Regions from separate parts of the Homo sapiens genome. Here region 2 is linked to region 1. The links are chromatin loops, found by intact Hi-C in ENCODE. Cell type or tissue: chondrocyte. All regions are shown on one strand. Links, peaks and the distances in the headings refer to the core of each region. The heading gives the core; the rest is flanking DNA. Region 1 overlaps COL11A1 (collagen type XI alpha 1 chain). Region 2 has its middle 550 kb from the start of OLFM3.

Evidence for each region. Hi-C counts contacts between places; a loop is a spot of excess contacts. Peaks named below come from ENCODE experiments on the same cell type or tissue, not always from the same donor. Only the 100,000 strongest peaks of a DNase experiment are listed, where the experiment ranks them.
Region 2: it touches region 1 in a loop (10-fold over the local background); 7 of 110 quality-filtered maps call a loop at or near these places.

The regions. Positions count from the first base shown.
Region 1 is chr1:102,967,568-102,972,961 of GRCh38, forward strand. COL11A1 (collagen type XI alpha 1 chain) reads right to left here. Exons shown (of 67, transcript NM_001854.4): 37 at 2,652-2,705. Among named protein-coding and RNA genes, the nearest start is that of COL11A1, 140 kb to the right of the region's middle. In chondrocyte, for the core only: CTCF peaks have their summits at 3,132 (motif pointing left) and 3,347; no DNase peak of the experiment used is centred there.
Region 2 is chr1:102,548,789-102,554,182 of GRCh38, forward strand. No RefSeq gene overlaps it. Among named protein-coding and RNA genes, the nearest start is that of OLFM3, 550 kb to the left of the region's middle. RefSeq lists a silencer at 2,161-2,280. In chondrocyte, for the core only: CTCF peaks have their summits at 2,190 (motif pointing right) and 2,392; no DNase peak of the experiment used is centred there.

The sequences.
Region 1 (5,394 bases), core at 302-5,301:
ACAAAGTTCTAGCCAATAGGGGCCCAGTATGCAAATTCAGTTACTTCCTTTGCTTTGATAATGTATCCTAAATTCTAGCCATGCTGATCTTCCTACCTTTTTCTGAATAGCCACACACCATATATTTGTATGACCTGTTTCCTCTGTCTGGGTTATTCTTCCTCCAATTTTTAATCATTAAATTCAACAGGAAGATATAAAGGCAATTCCAAACTTTTTAAAAAAGTCTTATAAAGCATTTTGTCTTACTAACTGTGAGAGCAAGAATCACACACAAAATATTGCAATAATAATTAAATGTAATAGATTAAAAATCAATACTTAATTGCAGAAAGTCTCGACAAAATTACAACATAGACTTGCACTCATACATCCTAAGGGGAGAGAGGAAGTCTTGGCTGCTAGCCCATTTGTGTGAGTGATGGATTTGGGAAAGCTGGAAGACAGCATTGCCCATATGTCTGCTCATTCAATCCATTCAGAGTGTTTGCAAGTATCTAATACATTTGATCTTGGGGATCTTACAAACAAACTACACAGGAAAACTTTTACAGTTCACAACAAGTTGTGCTTGTTCAATATTGTCATGTAATAAGACTACACTTGCCACTTAATTTCAGAGTAGCTAGTCAAATTATGTTTTTCAAAGTTGCTGAAAATGGAAATTAATTGGACATATTCATGGGTAGTTTGAAAAATATGCTGTTACAATCCAACAGAAATGTGATTCCTATTCTGATAATCTTTAAAAGACTAAGCCAATTTTAGGACCAATACAGCATTTGGCACTATGTTTCTGAGACAAATTTGGGTCATTTCAATATAATAGAAACCATTTCTGAAGCTGTTTAAGGCCACCAGGAAAAATTGGGAATAGTTTCTATTATACTGAAACAACCCAAATGAATGTAAGATGTCAGAACAAACATTTAATTAATGGATTTCTGGCTGGAGACAAATCTCAAATATAATTCAAAAATTTATCCATTTAAATAAGATAATAAATATATGGCAAAGAATGCCCACTCTAGATTGTGACTCCTGTACAAGGTGATCCTTTGAATCTGGGTCAGCAGAGAACAAAGTGAGAAAGAAAGCTTTGAGGCTATAGGACGATTCACTATTCCCTTAAAGTGGATGTGAAATCGGGAATATAATTTTTTCAGAAATAATCCTGGCTTTTATCTGTGAAAAGCTACAAAACAGAAACATTCATTCTAGAAACATTATGCTGTTTTTCTTCTATGTTTAAATCTCAATGTTATATGTGATATAATTATTTTTGTTAGAAGTGGAAGCTCCAGATTAAATCATAGACATAAAGGACTTTATAACAGTAATTCTCTGGGTATCCTTTCCCCACAAGACATTTTGGAATATTCTATAGTTATTCCCAGAAAGTTATACAATGACTTCATTAAAAATGATTTGGCTGAAAGATTTGAATGATAATGCATTTGCAAATTGAGTGTTGACTCTCCTTTAGAAAGTTTATTTCTGCTCCTCATACAGATATCTTTCCCAAGAGGATATCCAAACAGTTTTTTCTTTTGTCTCACTAAATCATATTTCAATTTTGCTTTTGAAATCCAAGACTCCAAAGTTTCTCATCTGGCTAAAACTAAGAAATGGTGAAACTAAGAATTGCCACATGGTAAGCAAGGCAAAATTGGGTGGCTGCTGACAAATTGTTTCCTCCATAGCAGAAAAATCATATTTTTTTCAGATTTCAGATTTATTATAGTACATTGCTATGCAACTCCAATATGTATTCAGGGTGCCCCCTACCCTAACATGATTTTCAACCACATAGTCAAAGGTAGTCTGCATTTGTGGTTTCCTTGAGAAGTCTGGATAAAAGTAATCATTGGTGAGAAGCAAGAATTGATTCCATGGAAATATGCCAATCCATGATGATTTCTGATTAGAATGACAATCCACTGGGATAGCCAGATGTCTGATTTTGAAAGGGGCAAAATAAATAAACTCACCAGGATTCTTAAACCATCACTGAGCTGCCAGTTTCCTCTCTGCCCAAATTGTTATACACATGGTAAGTTGTTCAGTCAATTTGTTTACTGTTATATTCTTTATAGGTTTTAAGTAAAATTTAGTGACCGTTTTTGATTTACTTTTTCCTATTTCACATGGAAAGATGCTTTTGACATAGTTCCCAACCAGTTATAGCCGATGGGTCCAATATCAGCAAGTATTTAATCCCTTAGTTCTAGATAAAAGAATGTGGTATTATGATCATGGCTATTCGTAATCTGTTGCCTTTAGAGTGGAGAGATGATGGGTTTGAGTGGAATGTATCTATAAACAGTCTTCAGTGAAAAGAGTGAGAGGGAAAATCTTGAGGAGATGTCCAAAAAATAATGGTGTCTTCTCCATCAGCTCATCCTTAAAATGCTGCTATTGACAATAAAAACAATCATATCAACTAACATCCTATTTCCTGAAGTATATTTCTTGTATCTATTTTTGTATTTATATATATATGTATATTTCAATAAAAGGCTTAATGGAATTAATTTTTCCATTTTTCTCAACCTAGTAATTGAAATGTTCATAATAAAGTAGCTTTCTATGTATGAACTGATGAGGTGCTAGAGATGGAAATTTTTAATAAGAGTAACAAGGTCACTTACAGTCTCCCCACGTTGCCCAGGGTGTCCTGGCAGCCCATCCTTCCCAGGTGGTCCCTGAAATTACAAATATTAAATACCACATGTCATAAATATTTAATTATTTTATAGTCTAAATGTGACATGTTAGAAAATTTTCTTTTCTTTTTATATTTCCATTAGCTATTTTACTTTGCTCTTCTGTTGATTTTATATATGATAATATGCACATATATCTCTTCAATATAATTCTGTAGCTATAGCTGAAACCAAAATAAAATAGTTGAACTCTTTTCTGAATATTTTACATTTAAATATATTTCATTTGCATCAATCATTTGTAAAATAATATTTGCAAAGGTTTGTATTTTCGTTTTTGTGAAAAATATTACTTCTTTAGCACTTCACAAATGAGTATTTCCCCCTTTTTGGTGATTTGTTCCTAATTCAATTCCCGGTGCATCAAAACTTGGATAACAGAGAGAAATAGTGCCCTCTAGTGGTAATCCGAGCTTCTAACTGACAAGAAGGCAAAAGAAGGCCGGGCAGGGTGGCTGACACCTGTAATCCCAGCACTTTGGGAGGTCGAGGCGGGAGGATCAAGAGGTCAGAGGATCAAGACCATTCTGACCAACATGCTGAAACCCCGTCTCTACTAAAAAACAAAAAAGTAGCCGGGCGTGGTGGCACACGCCTGTAGTCGCAGCTACTCGGGAGGCTGAGGCAGGGGAATCCCTTGAACCTGGGAGGCGGAGGTTGCAGTGAGCTGAGATGGCGCCACTGCACTCCGAGCGAGACCGTCTCAAAAAACAAAAAACAAAACAAAACAAACAAAAAAAAACCAAGAATGCAAAATAAATACAAACTCATAAAAAATGGCATTTTATCTCTCAAATTTTTTCAAGTAAAGGAAACAATACGTTATACTCAATTCTAGAAGTCATCAGGACAAATTTTTCCCAGTAGATTTTCTTAAATGTCCTCTTGGAAGCATAATGTTTGTGAAGTACCACAGAGCAAATCTGCTGCTATCACTTTGTATAAAGGATGCTGTCTTTGTCATGGCTTAAGAAATAAATGAAGCAATTAACTACAAACAAAGTGAACAACTCTGTGAGGGTCCTATATTTTAAATACTTAGTAGAAAGAAACTGCTTCTTTAGACTGCCTTATGGATTATTCATTCTACTCAGTAACCATTACGTATCAAGTTCAAATTTCAAAACATGGTCAACGGGTAGAGATAAAAATACTATCACCCTTCTAGATGAATGAAGAGAAATGATTCTTTTAATAATAATATTTTAAATTATAACAGGTACACCTCTCATTGTATGTTAATTATTTAAATAAAATTGTTTTTGAACATCTATTTTTAATATATGTTCTTATAGAGTGAGTATGAAAAACAGGCTTTGTTCCAAAATGTTATTTTCTCAAATAGCTTTCTTCCAACTGAGGGAGACTTTTTCCAGGTTGGCTAGTTACTTCAGGAGAAAGGTTCTTGGTGGTGCCAGAACCATCTTTGCTCCCTTAAGTCATGTGTATTGACATCCTGGGTGCCCTGTAAATTAACAACTCTAATTAAAATCCGTTATGCTACTTCACAACATCATGGCTTGCTCAGTGACTTCTTCAGGTTTTCCAGGGCTACTACTGCCATCCTCTTCTTCAAAAAACAAAACTGGAGTGTTTTTAACCAAGGACCCAAAACATTCTTGGATGTCATTTAACCATGGCTTCTTTAAAAAACATATATTACATACCCACGTATCATTTACTAGGTGTATACTAATGCTAAGACTTAGTTTTGCCCTCAGTTTGGAGGTGACATACAGAAATAAGTATTTAGTTGATTGGTAGTAGACTTCATTGAGGTCCAGTTTTACAAAATAGCAAATAAAACAATTTCTGTGCCTTATCACTGGTTTGATATATTTGGCAATAAACTTGCTTTCAATTCTGGGCAATAATAAAAGTTTTATAGAGAGGATGACAGCTGAAGGATATCAATTATGTCTGGCTTTTTTTTCCACCATACTAAAGTGCTTCTTAAATGATGTACTTTGCCACTAATACAAGACTTACTTTTTTTTAACAAAGCTGTAAATATAAGATTAAATATCTCATATTTGCTGACATAGATAACACATTCATTGCAAAATATTATAATACTTTAAAATAGCGATCTTAGGTCTAAGCGATCACATCCTGGGAAGAATGCAACATAATATTTAATGGCTTTCCTAGATAGACTGAGGGAGTAGTGTTAATATACTGCATTAAGAATTGGTGTCATTATCATTTTTCTTGATTTAAGTATGTACTTCTAATATCAAGCAATTAGCCCTAAATAAATATAAAGGCCACAAACTATTAACCAATGAAATAAGCAGACTAATTACCAAATAATTTCACGGTATCTATGTAAAAGTAATAATTTTTTCATCAAAATAGGCTTCCCAGGCTTCCCCTTTGATCTAGCTGGTACAGGACAGAGAGAACAAATTCATCTAAATGAGGGTATGCAGATTTGGCGAGAAAATCTGTGAAAACTTGTAGGTAATTGTTTAAGGATGTTTTCTCACTTCTCATTGGCACTGAGTTTTGACTTTTTCTATTCTAAATAGAATGTTTCTCATACTAGTCATGCTATAATTCTTAATCATTTCAAGTTAATGTGTTTTTTAAATGGATGGCTGCATATTCCCAAAATATGCCGATATGGGCATGATATTAACAGAATCTGAAGGGAATATTTAGATCC
Region 2 (5,394 bases), core at 158-5,157, 420 kb before region 1:
GAAGTGATAATAGAGTTTTATTACTTTTTTTTTAATATATAGTGCCCAGATAGTTTTAATCTATAGTGCCTAGACAATGAGAGCTCAGGAAATGTTTGCTGCTGACATACAGGAATGAATTTTAAAAATCACATTTAGACATATACACTAAGAAAATTTGATTTATAGAATATTCCTGTGCTTCAAAGAAAAAGGCATTTTATTAATCTCTTATTTATCTGGCAATGTAATGTCATACTTTATTTCCCATCTTTGTATTAAGACTTTATCAACATAAAACCCTTAACAAAGATTTTGTTGCAACTGGAAATTTACTTGGTATTTTCTAAAATTTAAGTCAATGTATCACACCTTGAAGTCATACAATATCATAAGAAAATTTTAATGATGGATAATGCTTTTAATTACTATAGTCACTTTCAACATGACATTGATGATATTTTTATTTGCTTGTCTTCTGAATCTAATGTATGACCTAATAGTATGCCTCTGGATAGTTAAAAATATAACAAAGAGAAAATAAATGACTGAAAGTGATAATAATATTTTTAGTTATGTATTATTATTTTAAGGAATGCATTTGATATTTATATATACCTGTTCATTACTGAATAAATAAACTATAATTTATTATTTATTATTACCAAGGTAATACACCTTTGTTATAAAAAATGCTGAGCAATAAGAAGAAGAAAAAGTTTACTTAGAGTCCCCTGAAAAAAAGATACCCAGTGGCAAACATGGTAATTTTTCTTTCCCTCCTTTATCCATGTAAAGTTTTACATGGTTAAAGTCATAACACATGTATTTTAAAATAAAGCAAATATGTTCTGGTAATAATTTGTTTCTTCAGCAAATATTTTTTGGCACCTACTATGTGCTATGTACTCTTCTGGGTACTTGGGATATATCAATGAACAAAATAGAAAATATTATTGCCCATGTGCATCTAAAGCTCTGGGACCTACAAATATAAATAAAAATAAATAAGGAAATTGCATAGTATGTTAGAATATTCTATCAAAAACGAAAGCAGGGAAAGAGAATAGGAGATCAAGGAAGGAGTCTAAGATATAAATATAGTCAGATAAAACATGACTGAGAAGGCTAGTTTTGAAAATGGCTCCGAAGTAAGTAATAGAATGAATCCCAGAGAAATTTAGAGTAGAAGACCAATGACTGTGATGAAACAAAAACAGAAAGTTATTGTGGTTGAAGCAGAGGAAACATGGGAGATTATACTGAAAATAAAATACAGTGAGACTGTATTAATCCATTCTCATGCTGCTAATGAAGACATATCTGAGAACACCTAATTTATAAAGAGGAGGCGGTTTAATAGACTCACAGTTTCACATGGCTGGGAAAGCCTCACAATCACAGGGGAAGGTGAAGGAGGAGCAAAGGCATATTTGACAAGGCAGCAAGGAAGAGAGCATGAGCAAAAGGGAAAAAGTCCCTTATAAAACCATCAGATCTTGTGAGAACTCACTCACTATCATGAGAACAGTATGATGGTAACTGCCTCCATGATGAAATTACTTCCCACTGGATCCCTCCCATGACACATGGAGATCATGGGAACTACAGATAAAGATGAGATTTGGGTGGGGACATAACCAAATTATATCCTTCTACCTCTGGCCCCTCCCAAATCTTATGTCCTCACATATTAAAACAAAATCATGCCCTTCCAACAGTCCCCCAAAGTTTTGCCTCATTTTAGCATTACCTCATAAGTACAAGTCCAAAGTCTCACCTGAGACAAGGCAAGTCCTTTTTGCCAATGAGCCTGTAAAGTTAAAAAAAAAAAAAAAGTTAGTTACTTCCTAGATACAATGGAGGTACAACCATTGGGTAAATACACCCATTAACAATGGGAGAAATTGGCCAAAACAAAGGGTCTACAGGACCCATGCAAATTCAAAATCTAACAAGGCAGTAATTAAATTTTAAAGCTCCAAAACAATCTCCTTTGACTCCCTGTCTCACATCCAGGTCATGTGATACAAGAAGTGGGCTCTCACAGGCTTGAGCAGCTCTGCCCCCTGTGGCTTTGCAAGGCACAGCCCCTCTCCCAGCTGCTTTCACAGGCTAGCATTGAGTGTCTGCGGCTTTCTGAGGCACATGGGGCAAGCTGTTGGTGGATCTACCATTCTGGGATCTGGAGGACGGTGGCCCTCTCATAGCTCCACTAGGTGGCACCCCAGTAGGGACTCTGTGTGAGGGCTCCAACCAAGTCCCCAAACTGCAAAAAGCAGCAAGTCTCTGGGCACAGGCCATGAAACCATATTTTTCCTCCTGGGCCTCCTGGCTTGTGATGGGAGAGACTACCTTGAAGACCTATGAGATGCTCTGGAGACATTTTCCCCATTGTCTTAATAATTAACATTTGGATCCTCATTACTTATGCAAATGTTTGCAGCCAGCTTGAATTTCTCATCAGAAAAAAGACTGTTCTTTTCTATCATATCATCAGGCTGCAAATGTTCTGAACTTTTATGCTTTGCTTCCTTTGTTTTTAAATTATACTTTAAGTTCTGGGACACATGTGCAGAACATGCAGGTTTGTTACATAGGTATACATGTGCCATGGTGGTTTGTTTCACCCATCAACCCATCATCTACGTTAGGTATTTCTTCTAATGCTATCCCTCTACATGCTCCCTGCCCCCGGACAGGCCCCAGTATGTGATGTTCCCATCCCTGTGTCCATATGTTCTTATTGTTCAACTCCCATTTATGACTGAGAACATGTGGTGTTTGTTTTTCTGTTCCTGTGTTAGTTTGCTGAGAATGATGGTTTCCAGCTTCATCCATGTTCCTGAAAAGGACATGAACTCATTCTTTTTTTATGGCTGCATACTATTCCATGGTGTATATGGGCCACATTTTCTGTATCCAGTCTAACATTGACGGGCATTTGGGTTGGTTCCAAGTCTTTGCTATTGTGAATAGTGCAGCAATAAACATATGTGTTTATGTGTCTTTATAGTAGAATTATTTATAATCCTTTGGGTATATACCCAGTAATGGGATTGCTGGGTCAAATTGTATTTTTGTTTCTAGATCCTTGAGGTATTGCCACACTGTCTTCCACAATGGTTGAACTAATTTATGCTTTCACCAACAGTGTAAAAGCATTTCTATTTCTCCACATCCTCTCCAGCATCTGTGGTTTCCTGACTTTTTAATGATCACCATTCTAACTGGTGTGAAACGGTATCTCATTGTGGTTTTTATTTGCATTTCTCTAATGACTAGTGATGATGAGCTTTTTTCATATGTTTCTTGGCTGCATAAATGTCTTCTTTTGAAAAGTATCTGTTCATATCCATTGCCCACTTTCTGATGGGGTTGTTTTTTGCTCGCAAATTTGTTTAAGTTCCTTGTAGATTCTAGATATTAGCCCTTCGTCAGATGGATAGATGGCAAAAATTTTCTCCCATTCTCTAAGTTGCCTGTTCACTCTGATGGTAGTTTCTTTTGCTGTGCAGAAACTCTTTAGTTTCATTAGATCCCATTTGTCAATTTTGGCTTTTGTTGCCATTGCTTTTGGTGTTTTAGTCATGAAGTCTTTGCCCATGCCTACCTGACTTTATACTACAAGGCTACAGTAACCAAAACAGCATGGTACTGGAACCAAAACAGAGATATAGACCAATGGAACAGAACAGAGGCCTCAGAAATAATACCACACATCTACAGCCATTTGATCTTTGACAAACCTGAAAAAAAACAAGCACTGGGGAAAGGATTCCCTATTTAATAAATGGTGTTGGGAAAACTGCTTAGCCATATGCAGAAAACTGAAACTAGACCCCTTCCTTACACCTTATACAAAATTAACTCAAGATGGATTAAAGATTTAAACATAAGTCCTAAAACCATAAAAGCCATAGAAGAAAACCTAGGCAATACCATTCTGCCTCCCTTTTAAAGATAAGTTCCAATTTCAAACCATATATTTGTGAATGAATAAAACTGAATGTTTTTAGGAGCACCTAAGTCACCTCTTGAAGGTTTTGCTGCTTAGAATTTTTTTCTGCCAGACACCCTAAATCATCTCTCCCAAGTTCAAATTTCCACAGATCTCTAGGGCAGGGGCAAAATACTGCCAGTCTCTTTGCTAAGCCATAGCAAGAATCACCTATACTCCAGTTTCCAATAACTTCCTTATTTGCAAGACCACCTCAGCCTGAACTTCACTGTCCATATCACCGTCAGCATTTTGGTCAAAGCCATTCAACAAGTTTCTAGGAAGTTCCAAACTTCCCAGATCTTCCTATCTTGCTGTCTTCTTCTGAGCTCCCCAGATTGTTTCAATCTCTGCCTGTTACCCAGTTCCAAAGTTGCTTTCACATTTGCGGGGTGTCTTTACAGCTGTTCTTCACTACCTGGTACCAAGTATCTGTATTAGTCTGTTCTCATGCTGCTAATAAAAACATACTCAAGACTGGCTAATTTATAACGAAAAAGAGGTCTGATGGACCTACAGTTGCACATGGCTGGGGAGGCCTCACAATCATGGTAGAAGGCAAATGAGGAGCAAAGGCAGTTCTTACATAACAGCAGGCAAGAAAGCATGATAAAATAGAAAAAGTCTGTTATAAAACCATCAGATCTTGTGAGAACTCACACACTATCATGAGAACAGCATGAGGATAGCTGCCCCCATGATGAAATTACCTTCCACTGGGTCCCTCCCATAACATGTGGGGATTATGGGAACTACAATTAAAGATGAGATTTGTGTGGGGATACAACCAAATCATATCAGACAAGAATGGTAGCAAAAAGTTCAGGTAGGTGGCCATAAAAATAATCCAGGTGAGAAATTATTGATGGGGACAGGAGGCAGAAAAATTCTGGGCAGAATAATGCAGGTACCCAGCAAGGGTCCCACCCTCAAGCCTAGAACCATGGCCCAAAGTGAGAACATGCATTCCTGTTTTCCTGTTCAAATGTTGCCTTTTCTAAAACCACCCTTAACCCACCCCACTGTTGCAGGAAGTCAGGGACCCCAAACGGAGGGCCCGGCTGGAGCTGCGGCAGAGGAATATAAATTGTGAAGATTTCATTTTAATATGGACACATATCCATTCCCAAAATTAATACTTTTATAATTTCTTACACCTGTCTTTACTGCAATCTCTGAACATAAATTGTGAAGATCTCATGGACATTTATCACTTCTCTAATAATACTCTTATTATTATGGACATGCAAGTAGGAGAGAGATCACTGAATTCTTTTCCCAGCAGGGAATATTAATAATTAATACCCTGGGGAAGGAGCATTCCTCAGGGGAAGTCTATAAATGGCTGCTCTGGGAGTGTCTGCCTTATATGGTTGAGATAAGGACTGAAATACGCCCTGGTCTCCTGCAGTACC